Linked DNA regions of Homo sapiens: region 2 is linked to region 1. The links are chromatin contacts, found by Hi-C or POLR2A ChIA-PET in ENCODE. All regions are on one chromosome and are shown on one strand. Each heading gives the region's core, a stretch centred on a gene start or an enhancer-like site at or near the end of the contact. The rest is flanking DNA. Distances are from core to core; before and after follow the strand shown.

Region 1 (7,327 bases), core at 3,365-5,864:
TCATATATGTAATGTTTAAGAGCTTTTTAAAATTTTGTTCAGTATTTTTTTTTTTTACCATCTCTTATTTCATGAGTATCTTATTTCTCTGAGGCTGTTAATGATGGTTTTGTTTTTATAAGTTTTCTTTTCCTTGCATAGTTTCTAAGTTTTTTGTTTTGTTTCCTTTCTGTCTTTCCTTATGGGTATTTCCTCAAATGTCCGGTGCTCTTTGCCTGTGTCTAGAAGTGGGTGGGGGGCAATCACAAGCTGATTGGAAGCTCCTTAGGTGTGGGTAGGGCTCCTTGACTCCTGGCTTCCCTGGAGGCTGATCTGGCTGGGATGTTTCACTGGGAGAGTTCTTGATGTCAGTGTTAGTTCTTTTGGGTCAGTGTTAGTTGTTTTTGCTTAGGTTAGTCATATTCCTCAGAGAAGTAATTTCCAGTCTCCTATCTACAGGGTATAAAGTTGGCCAGTCTCTGGGAACCTAGTTGGGGAAAAAGGCTGGATGTCTCCAATCTAAAATTAAAAACTTCTGCTTCATTTCTCTATTTTCATAGTGATAATTTTGCTCTTAACTCTTCCTGGTATTCTCTGGTTTAGAAATCTTTTTTGTACTCTCTTCAGAGAGTAAAGCCCCTCTGTTTTTTGTAAATCCTGTGAGAGACAGAGAGAGAGAGAGAGAGAGAGAGAGAGAGTGTGTGTGTGTGTGTGACTAAAAATCCTATAGACTTTGTTTTTTATTATCACTCTTTTTCTTCTCATTTTATATTGTTTCGTGAAAGTTTACAAAATTATGGCACACTAGTTATTAGCCAGCTCAAGGCTTTGAGGAGGTCTGAACATAGGGTTTCTCAAGTAAATAAGTAAAATATCTAGCATATCAGAAGCTTTAAAAACAATAATGTGATCTTGCATTTATTTCCTTGGATTCTGAACACAAGTAAGGAATGTGTTTCAGGGTGTTCAAGGCCAGATAAAGTGTCAGATAAGCCTGTTCGGACAGACTGGGAAAGAGAAAACCTAACCACTCACAGAGGAAATATGGAGGGACCTAAACAGTCCAGAATACAGACAGGAATCCACTTAAACTGTATAGACCTGTTAATAACAGGGGGCAATAATGGCTATAGGTATTGTAAGAATCCCACTAGCCATCTTCTCCTGGTGGCCCTGAAGTGATGGAGATGCTTCTGATAGAGGCTCTGTCAGTGTTACATGGCTTAGTATTGCTCGTGCATGTGCAGCACTTATCCAGCCCTTTCATTAAAATACAGAGCATGCTTTCCTGGTTCTGTCACTTTATCCATGCCTCAGCCTTTCAGATGTCTCCACTTCTGTGACAGATAGGAATAACCTGTCCCCCACTTTTTTTTTTTTTCAGACAGGGTCTCACTCCCATTACCCAGGCTGGAGTGCAGTGGCATGATCACGGCCACTGTGCCCAGACAGTTTTTTTACTTTTAGTAGAGACAGGGTTTCGCCATATTGCCCCAGGCTGGTCTCGAATTCCTGGGTTCAAGTGATCTGCCCGCCTTGGCCTCTCAGAGTGCTGGGGATTACAGGCATGAACCACTGCACCTGACCCCCCACTTTTTTCAGTGGTGCTGTTTGAAGAAGTTTGCAAGTGTGAATATTCACACTTGAAATTAAAAAAAATAGTTTTTTTTTTAATTTTGGGAAAAAATTACATTATAGGACAATATAAGGGACATTTAATGGAACTCCTTTCATGGTTTTTAAACAGTTTTATTGAGATACCATTCTTACAGAATTCACCCATTTTTACTGTATTTACCGAGTTGTATAACCATCACCACAGTCAATTTTAGAATAATTTCTTTTTTTTTTTTTTTTTTTGAGACGGAGTCTCGCTCTGTCGCCCAGGCTGGAGTGCAGTGGCGGGATCTCGGCTCACTGCAAGCTCCGCCTCCCGGGTTCACGCCATTCTCCTGCCTCAGCCTCCCAAGTAGCTGGGACTACAGGCGCCCGCCACTACGCCCGGCTAATTTTTTGTATTTTTAGTAGAGACGGGGTTTCACCGTTTTAGCTGGGATGGTCTCGATCTCCTGACCTCGTGATCCGCCCGCCTCGGCCTCCCAAAGTGCTGGGATTACAGGCGTGAGCCACCGCGCCCGGCCCAATTTTAGAATAATTTCATCATCCAGAAAGAAAACCCATACCCATTAGCAGTTATTCCCCATTCCCCTCAAACCTGCCAAGTTTTTAGGCACCCATTAATCTACTTTGTGTCTCTATAGAGTTCCCTATTCTGCACATATATGTAAATGAAATCATATAATATATGATGTTTTGTGACTGGCTTTTTTCACTTTGCATTATATCGTCAAGGTTCATCCATGTTGTAGCTTTTATCAGTACTTTATTCCTTTTTGTCATTGCATAATATTCCATTGTATGAATATACCATGTTTTGTTTATCCACTTATCAGCTGATAGACACTTGAGTTGTTTCTACCTTTTGACTGTTAGGAATAATGCTGCTTTGAACAGATGTTTGTGTGGACATGTTTTTTTCCTTACTCTTGCATAGATACCTAGGAATGGAATTACTGGGTCCTATGGTGACTATGTTTAACTTTATGAGGAACTGCCAGACTGTTTTCCAAAGTCGCTGCACCATTTTATTTGTTTATTTTTGAGACATGGTCTTGCTCTGTTGCCCAGGCTGGAGTGCAGTGGTGCAGTCATGGCTCACCGAAGCCTTGACCTCTTGGGCTCAAGTGATCCTCCCAACTTGGCCTCCCGAGTAGCTGGTACTACAGGCATGCACTACCAGGCCCAATTAATTTTCTAATTTTTTGTAGAGATGGGGGTCTCACTGTGTCGCCCAGGCTGGTCTTGAACTCCTGACCTCAAGTGATCCTTCTGCCTCAGCCTCCCAAAACGCTGGGATTACAGGCATCAGCCACCGTGCCTAGCACATTGTACGTTTTTATTAGGAATGTGGAAGGGTTCTAATTCTTTACATCCTCACCAACACTTGTTTTCTGTCTTTTTGATTATAGCCATCTTGTAATCAAACAGATCCTAGTTGTGAAGTGATATCTTGTGTTTTTGATTTGCATTTCCCTAATAGCTAATGACATTTCATGTGCTTATTGGTTATTTTTATATCTTTGTTGTTGTTGTTATTGAGACAGGGTCTTGCTCTGTCACACAGGCTGGAGTGCAGTGGCACCATTATGGCTCACTGCAGACTCAACTTCTCTGGTTCAAGCAGCCCTCCCACCACAGCCTCTCAAGTTGCTGGGACTACAGGTGTGCACCACTGTGCCTGGCTAATTTTTTATTTTTGTAGAGATGGGATCTCACTATGTTGTCCAGGCTAGTCTTGAAGACCTGGGTTCAAGCGATCCTCCCACCTTGGCCTCCCAAAGTGTTGGGATTACAGGCGTGAGCCACTGTGCCTGGCCTGGCCTGTGTGTGTGTGTGTGTGTGTGTGTGTGTGTGTGTGTGTGTGTGTGTGTATTTTTTTTTAGAAATAGCTATTCATCTTCTTTACTCATTTTTAAATTGGGTTATCTTTTTTTTTTTTAATTTAAAAATTTTTTTTGTAGAGACAGGGTCTTGCTGGTGTTACGTAGGCTGGTTTTGAACTCCTGGCTTCAAGATTCTCCCACCCGAGTCTCCCAAAGTGCTAGAATTATATACGTGAACCATTGCACCTGACTGGGTTTTTTATAATTGTAAGAGTTCTTTGTATATTCTGGATATAAGTTCCTTATCTGATATATAACTTGCAGATGTTTCCTCTCATTTTGTAGGTTGTGTTTTCACTTTCTTGATGTTCTCATTTGCAGTACAGAAGGCTTATATTTTCATGAAGTATAGTTTAGCTATCTTTTTCTTTTTTGCTTATGCATTTAATCTTATCCAAGAAATTCTTTCCAACCCTGGGTCATGAAGAGTTATTCCCATGTTTTTTCCTCAGATTTTATAGTTTTAGTGCTTACATTTAGGTCTGTGATCCACTTTGAGTTAGTTTTTTATGTACTGTTAGGTATGGATCTACCTTCATTCTTGGGCATGTGGATATCCAGTTTTCCTAACACAATTTGTTGTAAAGACTGTTCTTTTCCCGTTGTATGTTCTTAGCAGCCCTTAAAAAAATCAATTGACCATTAATGTAAGGGTTTATTTCTGGACTTTCAATTCTGTCTCATTGATCTATTATCTATCCTGTGCCAGTACCACACTGTCTTAATTCCTATAGCCTTGTAGTATCCTTTTGTGTTTTTAATAGGCTTTTTAACTGATTGTTAAAGAATATTGAAGTAATGAGTGAATGTTAACTGGGAGCGTAGTAGTTATTTTGAAAAAGCACAAAACAGGTTTAGAACCTGAGCCATATGCAGTAAGTTTGGGGCTTGTAACTTTGGATTTCTCTTCTAAAAGATGTGGGGGAAGTTATATATTTGTTGGAATTGGGTTTAGCTGTAACAGAAAACCTCTAACAGTGGCCTAAATAGAATAGAGGTTTATTTCTGTTTCATGTTCTAAGTGTTGAGAGATAAATCAAACTGGGGCTTGTGTGGCACTCCCTGGTGTCAGGGACCTGGGCACCTGCTTTTTTGTCCTCCCCCATGTCAGGTTTCTCTTCTTAGTTTCTCCTTGTGGCAGGTACAGTCGCTGCAGGGCCAGCCGTCATGTTTGCATATAGCCTGCAAGAAGGAGGAAAAAGGGCACACCCTTTCCCTTCTTAAGAACACATCTCTTGCACACATCATTCTGTCTGTCCTGCTGGCCAGAACTTAGGCACACATGTCCTAGCTACTGGGGCATGTGATATTTGTTCTGGGTAGCCAGGTGGTGGTTAAGAATTGAGGCTTCTGTTACTATGGAGGAAGAGAATGGGTGCTTGGTGACAAGAAGTCTCTGCCACAGTAAAATAAATGTCTACTAATGAAAATGATTATGATTGGTTGAAGCCCTTTGGAACCTCTAAGATGAACTGACAGAAGTTGAGATTTAGTCTAGTCTGTGACATATTTTTTTGTAAAATTTTGATAAATTTTGTTTTCACTTTGTGAGCTTTTATTGGTTCAGTGTCTGTTCTATGTGTGATAAAGGCGGTACCTCTGGCTGCTGTTGTGTGTAGCTAGGGGTAAGAGGAGTTTTGCTTCTGTCTCTTGGCCTCCTCTGATGTAGTCTAGGGTATATCAGTCAAGATTTAATTAAGGAAACAGAACCACTAGGAAAATCATGGAATAAGGAATTTGTTAGAGGAATTAGTCCCATATACAGTTATGGGAAAAGCAGGGCATTAAAGGTCTGAAAAGGAGTGTTAAAGATTGGAGAAAGGTCACCAGCCCTGGTGTGGAGTGAGTCATAGCTTACAGGGAAATCTGGAGGCCAGGCATGGAAGTCTGGAGGGTTGTTGACTCTTTGTCACTACTGTTTCTGTGAGTTTGAAGCAGAAGTCTGGTCACCAGGGCTGCCTGTAAAGGAGGAGAATTGGATATATGGAGCAGTGGGGTGCAAGGACACACTGAAACTTGCCAGCTCCTCTGCAAGTCTGTCACTACCTCTGACCAATGATGGCCTTCAGAGTGTAGTGGTTGCTACTTCACCTCTGTCACCTCTGCTTCTCCTTCTGCCTCTACCTCTGTTTTACTTTTGATGAACTCTACTCAGTACCAAGATGGAAGAGGATTCTGGGAAACATCCCAGTGTAACCACGTCAACAAAGGATAATTCACCACATAGGAGACAGCTCTCAGATGCACCGGCATTTTACTGGGCCAATCTCATACTGGGCCAAACTCCCCCACTCCTTTAGCCACACCATTTTTGGGAGTGTTGCCTATTTGTAATTTTGGCACATATGATATTTCACGTCACCCACTCTTCCAGGAATATATACTTTTGCCATTTGATTCTTATTTCTCCTCTTTCCTATGCAGAAGATCTAAGCCTACATACGTTTCTTTCTAGTAAATGCTTTATATTTGGAATAGCAAAAAGGACACACACAGGGCCTTTGATAATGTGAAATTCAAGATTTTTTTTCATGAATAAAGATATACAGAATAATGGAATAAGTCTTGCTCTGGTTATTTTCATTTTGCCTCAAAATTTAGTGATTTAGTGCATTTTACTATGCTTATGACTTCTGTGAGTCAGGAATTCAGACAGGGCACAGAAGGAGTGGTTAGTCTGTGCTCCATGATGTCTAGGGCCTTAGTAAGGAGGACTCAGCGGTTCTGTGTGATTTGATGGATAGGGGATAGAGTCATTTGGAGGTGTTGTCTTTCCATGTCTGGTGGTTGATGCTGGCTGTTGGTGGGGTGGGTCCTCAGCTGGGAATGTGGAGTGAATCTGCATGTGGTCTTTCCATGAGGCTTGGGCTTTCTCATAGTGTAGTGGTCTCAGAACAGTTGAACTTCTCACGTGGTATCTCAGGGCTCCACTGTGAGTGCGGTGGGAAGCTGCGTTATTTTTTCTAAACTAACCTGGGAGGTCAAGCATTGTCACTTTTGTTGTGTTCTGTTGGTTTCAGGTGAATCACAAGCCCACCTAGATTTATGGGGAGGGAACATAGACCCTACCTCTTGATGGAAGGAGTATCACAGTTGGATTTTAAGAACATGAAACATGAGAGAGAAGGTTGTGACCATCTTTGGAAAATAAACTTTGCCACAGGCCCTAAGTTGGACATAAAGAGATTTATGGGTACAAAGATAGCACTGAGGACAGGGTTACAGTGAAGGGACTAAAGAGAACATGGTCAGTTCTGCCTAAAGAGATCAGCAAGACTTCTGAAAGGGACCTGACCCCCACAAGTTGTTTTCTTGTGCAGTGGAAAGGTTGCTTGGGAGTATCTTAAGTTCCCAGTAGAAGAAACAGACCTCAGAGATACTAATGAAGACTGGATAGAGAATTCAGTGGTGAAGCCAGACTAAAACCCAGGCATTCAGACATTTGGCCTAAGCTGGGAAATTTGAATTCTTGTAATAGTAATTTCATATGTGAGGCCACAAAAGCACACCTCTACACATAAAACTTTATTTGATGTATAAAACTTCTTTTTAAATTTTATTATTATTATACTTTAAGTTTTAGGGTACATGTGCACAATGTGCAGGTCTGTTACATATGTATACATGTGCCATGTTGCTGTGCTGCACCCATTAACTCCTCATTTAACATTAGGTATATCTCCTAATGCTATCCCTCCCCTCTCCCCCCACCCTCCAACAGTCCCCGGAGTGTGATGTTCCCCTTCCTGTGTCCATGTGTTCTCATTGTTCAGTTCCCACCTATGAGTGAGAACATGCGGTGTTTGGTTTTTTTGTCCTTGTGATAGTTTGCTGAGAATGATGGT
Region 2 (7,327 bases), core at 2,783-5,282, 41 kb after region 1:
TTTAAAATTACACACAGTTCTGAGTAGTGTGATGAAATCTCTCATGGTCTCACTCCATCCTGCCCAGGAGGCGAATCATCCCATTGTCCAGTGTATCCGGGTTGTGTATACTACTGGCTCATTAGCCAGCTCTGCTATCAGATCAGAAAGTACAGTTACTCATCACTTGATGGGGAGGATACCTTTTGAGGAATGTGTTGGTAGGTGACTCTGTTGTTGTGGGAGCATCTTAGAGTGTACTTAACACAAACCCAGATGATGCAGCCTGCCACACACCTAGGCCACAAATCTGTACAGCACGTTACTGTACTGAATACCGTAGGCAAGTGTAACAGTCAACTATTTGTATACCTAACATAGGTATACATACATAAATATACCTATGTTAGGTATACAAATATATATATATATAAAGAAAATATACAGTAAAAATATGGCATAAAAGATTAAATGGTGCACCTGTATAGGGCACTTAGCATGAGTGGAGCTTGCAGGACTGGAAGTTGCCCTGGGTGAGTCAGTGAATGAGTGGTGAGTGAATGTGAAGGCTAGGACATTACACTACTGTAGACTTACAAACACTGCACACTTAGGCTACACTAAATTTGAAAAGTAAAGTAATTGTGTTACACTTTATGACAGCTATGACATCACTAGGTGATACAAATTTTTCAACTCTGCTGTAACTTCATGGGGACGTTGTCATACATGTCTATTCACTAAAACATTGAAGAGAGGTTAGTAATCTCAATGGTTAATAGACTAACATTTTAAAGATAGGCTTAAATATTTCAAAAGCTTTGTCCTGTCTCAAGATTTTTTTCTTTGAAAAAAGACAATAACTTAGTAATATATGTGTATTAAAATTACCAGTTATAAGAGACTTGTTAATGTACCATGTAGAGCTGTGCTGTCCCGTATGGGAGCCACTAGCCACACGTGGTTGCTGACTGCCTGAAACGTGGCTGTTGTAAAATTTGAGGTATGCTATTAAGTGTAAAATACTGGGTTTTGAAGACAATATGAAAGTAAATGTAATATAGCTCAATTTTTTTATATTGCTTACATGTTGAAATGACAGTATGGTTGACCCTTGAACAACATGGGTTTGAACTGCAGTTTAATTATACAAGGATTTTCTTTTTCCTCTGCCATCCCTAATACAGCAAGACCAGTCCCTTCCCTTCCACCTCCTCCTCGGCCCACTCAATGTGAAGATGATGCAGATGAAGACCTTCATGATGATCCACTTCCACTTAATGAATTCTAGATATATTTTGTCTCCCTTAACGATTTTTAAAATAACATATTCTGGCTGGTGTGGTGGCCCATGCCGGTAATCCAAGTGTTTTGGGAGCCTGTAGTGGGAAAATCACTTGAGGTCAGGAGTTTGAGACCAGCCTGGGGGTGAGGTGGAACTAGAAGGTGTGGAGAAAGTGAATCCTTGTATGCTGTTGGTGGGAGTGTAGATTAGTGCAGCCATTATGGAAAACAGTACAGAGGTTCCTAAAAAAGTAAAAGGTAAACCTACCATATGACTCAGCAATCCCTCTTCTGGGTATACACTCACAGGAAATGCAATCACTGCTTCATAAAGATATCTGGTCTCTCATGTTCATTGCAGCATTATCCACAATAGGAAACACAGAAGCACAACTAACTGCCCATCGACAGATTCATGTGGAAACACGCACGCGCACACACACGATGTAATATTCTGCCTTAAAAAAGGAGATCCTGCCATGTGCTGTAACATGGATGAACTTGGAGGACATTATGCTAAGTGAAATAAGGCAGACACAGAAAAATATGGCACCATCTCACATGAAATCTAAAAACAAAAAGTCTAACACATAGAGATGAAAATGGTGGTTATCAGGGATTGGGGGAGTAGGAAATGTGGAGCTCTAATTCAAAGGATGCAAAGTAGCAGCTCTGTAGGATGGACAAGTTAGCCATCTAATGTACAATATGAGCACTATAGTTAATACTGAATTGTACTCAGGATTTTTGCTAAATGGGTAGCTTTTTGCTGCTCTTGCCACACAAGAAGGGTAATTGTGAGATGATGGCTATGTCAAACTTGCTTCACTATAGTAGTGATTTTTACTATCTATATGTATTTCATGTATTTCATAACACGTTGTCTATGTTAAACACAAAATTTATAAAAGAAAGGATATGTGGGAGATGGTTATTTGATTACTCCAAGGTGAGCTTCCTGCTTCCCCACAAAAATGGTCAGGTCTGTCAACTATAGTTTGGGTTTTAAAACTCTTCATCTGAGGAAGGAGAGATCAAGAAAACCTGCCCAGATGTAGGCTTTGCTTGCTTGAGAAATCTAGAAGTTAGTTTTTTTGTAGTGACAGGATCTCTCTGTGTTGCCCTGGTTGGTCTTGAACTCCTGGCCTCACAGGATTCTCCCGCCTCAGTCTCCCAAAGTGCTGGGATTATAGGTGTGAGCCACCACACCCTGCCTAGGCTAGAAGTTTCAAACGTCCATAGAAATTTCCAGTGTCTTCCCTCAAGCTTCTCTTAATTGGTTCTGAAAATCTGGTGGAAGAAAAAGGAGGATGGCAGCTGCCCACATTATTTTTTGTAGAGAAGGGGTTTCCTCATGTTGTCCAGGGTGGTCTTGAGCTTCTGACCTCAAGTGATCCACCGGCCTGGGCCTTCCAAAGTGATGGGATTACAGGCACCAGGTCACGTTTTATTTTAGTGTTCAAGTGGCAGGGAACCGAGAGGCTTGGCGGGAGCGAGCCACCTCATCTCTGCTTGCTGAGTTAGGAGGAGCCCATGTGGATGAACAGTTACTAAATGCTTCAGGGATTACACCTTGGGAATTGAGCCTTGGAGAACTGAGCTCCCAGGGATGGCAGGATCTTAGTGGTAAGCATGCAGATGGGACAGGCAGTAAACTAGAGGGATTTTTTTTTCCAGCTTCTTCTGTAGAAGGTGTCATTTTCTGGGGGTGAGATGGAACAAGAAGGTGGAACTAAAGAGAATCATGACATGCAGACTTGTGTGAGCCACAGACTGGGATTTTCTAAATCACATATTTGGGGTTTTTTCCCACTATTGCTTCGATGGTAATCAATTATTAATATTTGTTCTTGTCTTTAATAAAAATCGGTTCTAAAGTGACATGCTGGCTGGGCGTGGTGGGAGGCTGAAGTGGGCAGGTCACTTGAGGCGAGGAGTTCCAGATCAGCCTGGCCAACGTGGGGAAACCCTGTCTCTACTCAAAATACAAAAATTAGATGGGTGTGGTGGCACACGCCTGAAGTCCCAGCTACTCAGGAGGCTGAGGCAGGAGAATTACTTGAACCTGGGAGGCGGAGGTTGCAGTGAGCTGAGATCACTGGCAGTGCAAGACCCTGTCTTAAATAAAATAAAATAAAATAAATAAAATAAAATAAAATAAAATAAAATAAAATAAAATAAAATAAAATAAAATAAAATAAAATAAAATAAAATAAAAGTGACATGCCTGTATGGTTGGTTAAGGAAGTGGTGGGACATCTCTTCCAAATTCCACCCATCTCCTCTCTGTCCAGGCCCTCTTGGGGTGTGGTCCTAAACTCTGGAGCCAGCTGGCCCAGCCCACCGCGGCTCCAGTGCCATCTGGTGGTTAAACAGAGGAATGGCTTTTAACCGAGGGACCAAGAACTGGGTTAAGATTTTTTGACCTTCAAATCCGAGAAGCAGAACATGTTCATTCTCAACTGTCATCACTATTTTTAAGCAAACTTGCTTTTTTAAAAAAAAATTTATTTTGAACTAGATGAATTCCAAAACAATACCGGGTCTTAAAAACCCTAGCAGATTATGAAACAAAAGCAATGCTTTTGCTTGATGACAAAACCATAGCAAATAAGTGCAGGGAAAAACCTAAACTAAACCAATGCTCTTTGAAAAACAGAGGTTCATTCGACCTGGGATTTAAGCCTCCCGAAAACAGACTGAGCGTGTAGGGTGGGGCTCACCGTATTTACTGCTGAAGCCTGAGCGTCCAGCCCTAGTGGGGGCTCCAGGGGTGTGGAGGAGGCAATGAGTCACCGGGACGTGACTTTAAAGTGCCACGTCTTTGGAGCTGATTACTGGGATTGTTTTGAATGCCTCCAGCAGTGCTCGGAAGACTAACCTGTAGGCAGGGCCCGTAATGGGTTTGGAGAAAAGAGAGACGGAGGCAGGAAGACCGTGAGAAGTTATTGCAGGAGTCTGCGAGCAGATGATGAGAGTGGGGTAATGGAGAAGGAAGCGGGGTGTATTCAAGAGCTTTGGGGAGGCAGAGTGGAAGGTGTTGGTGCCTGGATATGTCTCTGATGGACAATGATGATACCTCTGACAGAAGGGCATGAGAAACTGATTTTGGAGAAAAGATGAAAGGTTTGCTATTAGTAGAAATGTCAAGCAGGTGTTGGAAAATATGGATCTGGAGGTTAAGAGGGAGGTTGTTTTTGGAGACTGATCTGTACATAGAACAAACATTGTAGGTATCTCTAATTCTAATGGCTTGTGTTGAGTAATCATCTGACATACTAGGGATGAGGTTAAACCCGCCTGTTCCTTGTCTGATATGATCCTCACAAAACAGAAGTGTCAGTACTCGATTGTCTTCCTCTTATAGATGGAGATCAAGTTTGAAAGGGCAAATTCCACCCATTTCCTTCCTACCAAAGACTAAATTAAGTAAGAGAGAGGAGGAAACAAGAAGAAAGAAACAGATGAAAAATCAACATGGTTACTGATAAAAGCAGATAGGGCTTAGATTCATGCTAGCAGTGGCTTCCTAGAGCGCCCACCACCGTTGGGCCTCAGAGCTGCCCCTTATGGGCCAGGGTGAATTTGCAGAGTGGACTCCTTCACCCAGACTGATGCCTCATTCTGGTCTAGGACGAGAAGAAAAGGAGAAAGAGGCCTGGGACTCTTGGCTTTTGGCTGTCACCCGCCAGTCTGGTTACTCCTACGTCTCTAGGCAGGAGGCCAGGAGAGTTTAGGGAAAACCCCTCTCTTAGAAAGCAGAGGAATGGAGAAGGAGTGTTCCCCATGCCTTCCCAATACAATTCAGTAACTTGCAGAGGGCACACATGATTGCCGACGCTGCATTCAGAAGACAGACAAGATGCGATTCCTGGTTCAGAGGAACTAGGTCTGCTCCGCAGGTGGGGAGGGGAGGTCAGGTGTGGCAACATGGTGACAATATCATGTAGCAGGTTGTAAAACAGAGCTAAGAGTCATGGGCCATGGAACACAGGCGGGAGCTGCAGCCTGGACTGGGCAGGTGGTGCATGTGGGGTTGCGTTTGTTGTTCTAAAGGGCAGATGGGCTTTTACCAGCAGAAGAGGAGAGAAGCTCATTTAGGTTGAGGCATGAGTAAAGGGATGGCGATGTGAACAGCCACTGTGGGTTCCCTAGGGTGGATAGGGCAGGGAGAAGTTCAGGATTTCAGGGCTGGACTTGACGCTCATCATTCGTTTCGGCCTCATAGTATGTACAGTCTCTTGGTACGTTTGTGGAATCCCCTCCTTGCTTCCTACCATAGAAGCTGAAAACTTGCTCTCCTCGTCTTCCTGGCAGTGAAAGCTCCCCAGTCAGGTGCTGCTGGACTTTGGCTCAGGAACCAGGGATGCACAGGAGCCCAGGCTGTGTGGAATCCACACCTTCCAGCTCAGAAGGACCCATGCATGCAGTTTCAGAGACAGCCATCACCACTGGAGGAATGTCCGGCAGAGGTGGTGGTGGTGCGAGCCTCAGGGTGTCTACCCAGTGGGCACAGGACTGATTCTGCAGGGTGTCTTTTGGACATTGTTCCGGGCAACACAGCCACCATGCCCGGTTCTCTGGGCCTGCCTGAGAGAGTGTGAGCTATCAACTCCCTTTGTGCTGAGACTGGTCAGTAGTGGTTTCTGTGGCTTGCAACCAAGAATTCCAGTGGGTAGGCCGGTAATGGATCCATATGGGGCAGTGGGGATGGACATGCAGGAGGTAGTGAAGCCAAGTGAGTGATGGGGATACCGGGCCCCCTGCTTCCTTGTGTGTGCCTAAAAGATACTGTAAGCTCTACTTCTTCCATGGAGCCTTCCTGATGTCTTCATTTCCAATCAGTTATTTCCCTAAATTTTCATTATATGAAAATTTCATACAATGAAATAGGGCCCAAAAATTCTTTATTCTTCCATTTCTTCATAGTTGATTTGACACTCTTGACCTAATCTGGGCAAATAAAATCCTCTCTACTGGGAATCTGGAGCTGAAAGAGAGTTCAGTTTCCCTTAATGGTGGCATGAATGTGTAAAGCCAGGAGCAGAAGAGCTGCCACGTTTCCTCATGGGGACAGAGGAACAAAGAAAGCTGTCTCCAGAAAGGGGCAGAGATGAGACCTAGGGAGAATTCTAGTGGCTTCAGTCTTGCTTTCAGGATCTTCTTGAAAACTAGCTGCAGACCTCCCTTGGTTCCTGCGAGAGCCCCTACACATCAGCTAACTTGTGTTGGTTTCTTCTTTTTTGAGATGGAGTTTTGCTCTTGTTGCCCATGTTGGAGTGCAGCGGTGTGATCTAGGCTCATGGCAATGTCCACCTCCTGGGTTTGAGCCATTCTCCTGCCTCAGCCTCCCAAATAGCTGGGATTACAGGCATGTGCCACCACACCTGGCTAATTTTGTATTTTTAGTAGAGACGGGGGTTTCACCATATTGGTCAGTCTGGTCTCGAACTCCTGACCTCAGGTGATCCACTGGCCTTGGCCTCCCAAAGTGCTGGGATTACAGGCATAAGCCACCGCACCTGGCCTCTTGTATTGGTTACTGTTACTTGGAACCAAACCATTCCAGCTAGCGCCAAAATGAAAGGCTGAAAAAAAAATGGTGGAAAACTGTACTTAGAGGACAAGGAGAGTTTCCAGCAGAGGCGTAAGGAGGAGGAGTCAGCATGGGCAAAGACTGCTGGAGGCCAGCTTACAGGTGAGCAGAGAGCAATGCAGACCTGAGCCATGGGGGCAGCAGTGGTGGTGAACAAGACGCTGACAGGTCTAAGAGGCACTAAGGCGAGGGCAACAACTTGTGGGGAGTTAGGAACAGGCAGCATCAGGGATGACCTCCAGGTTTCTCACCTACATGGGCATCCAGGAAGATGACTGTATATATAAATCTCCCAAAGCTAATCTCTCAGGGCTTCTGAACTACAAGTTTGTTTGTTTGTTTGTTTGTTTGTTTTAGAGAATGGATCTCCCTCTGTCACCGAGGCTGCAGTGGCATGATCATAGCTTGCTGCAGCCTCGACCTTCCTGGGCTCAAGCAATCCTCCTTCCTCAGCCTGGGAAGTAGCTG

The links. A loop is a pair of places that touch in the nucleus more often than their neighbours do. ChIA-PET counts read pairs that join two places held with the same protein, here RNA polymerase II (POLR2A). Pooled maps may share reads with other maps.
Region 2: a map of psoas muscle shows a loop between it and region 1 (2.1-fold over the local background). The contact joins two enhancer-like sites. A Hi-C loop is called at or near these places in 1 of 168 maps with a recorded cell type or tissue (psoas muscle) and 1 of 50 pooled maps. POLR2A ChIA-PET finds 5 or more read pairs at or near these places in 8 of 52 experiments (HCT116, HEK293, K562 and 5 more).

What each region holds. Positions count from the first base shown.
Region 1 is chr6:44,410,962-44,418,288 of GRCh38, forward strand. The region is part of intron 8 of CDC5L (cell division cycle 5 like); the gene reads left to right. Among named protein-coding and RNA genes, the nearest start is that of MIR4642, 21 kb to the right of the region's middle. RefSeq lists enhancers at 4,501-4,630, 4,661-4,770. Within about 2 kb of position 4,615, at least 3 of the 41 ENCODE cell types and tissues checked have a DNase peak (open chromatin) inside an H3K27ac peak, as active enhancers do.
Region 2 is chr6:44,452,824-44,460,150 of GRCh38, forward strand. No RefSeq gene overlaps it. Among named protein-coding and RNA genes, the nearest start is that of MIR4642, 21 kb to the left of the region's middle. RefSeq lists a silencer at 3,607-3,716. Within about 2 kb of position 4,033, at least 3 of the 41 ENCODE cell types and tissues checked have a DNase peak (open chromatin) inside an H3K27ac peak, as active enhancers do.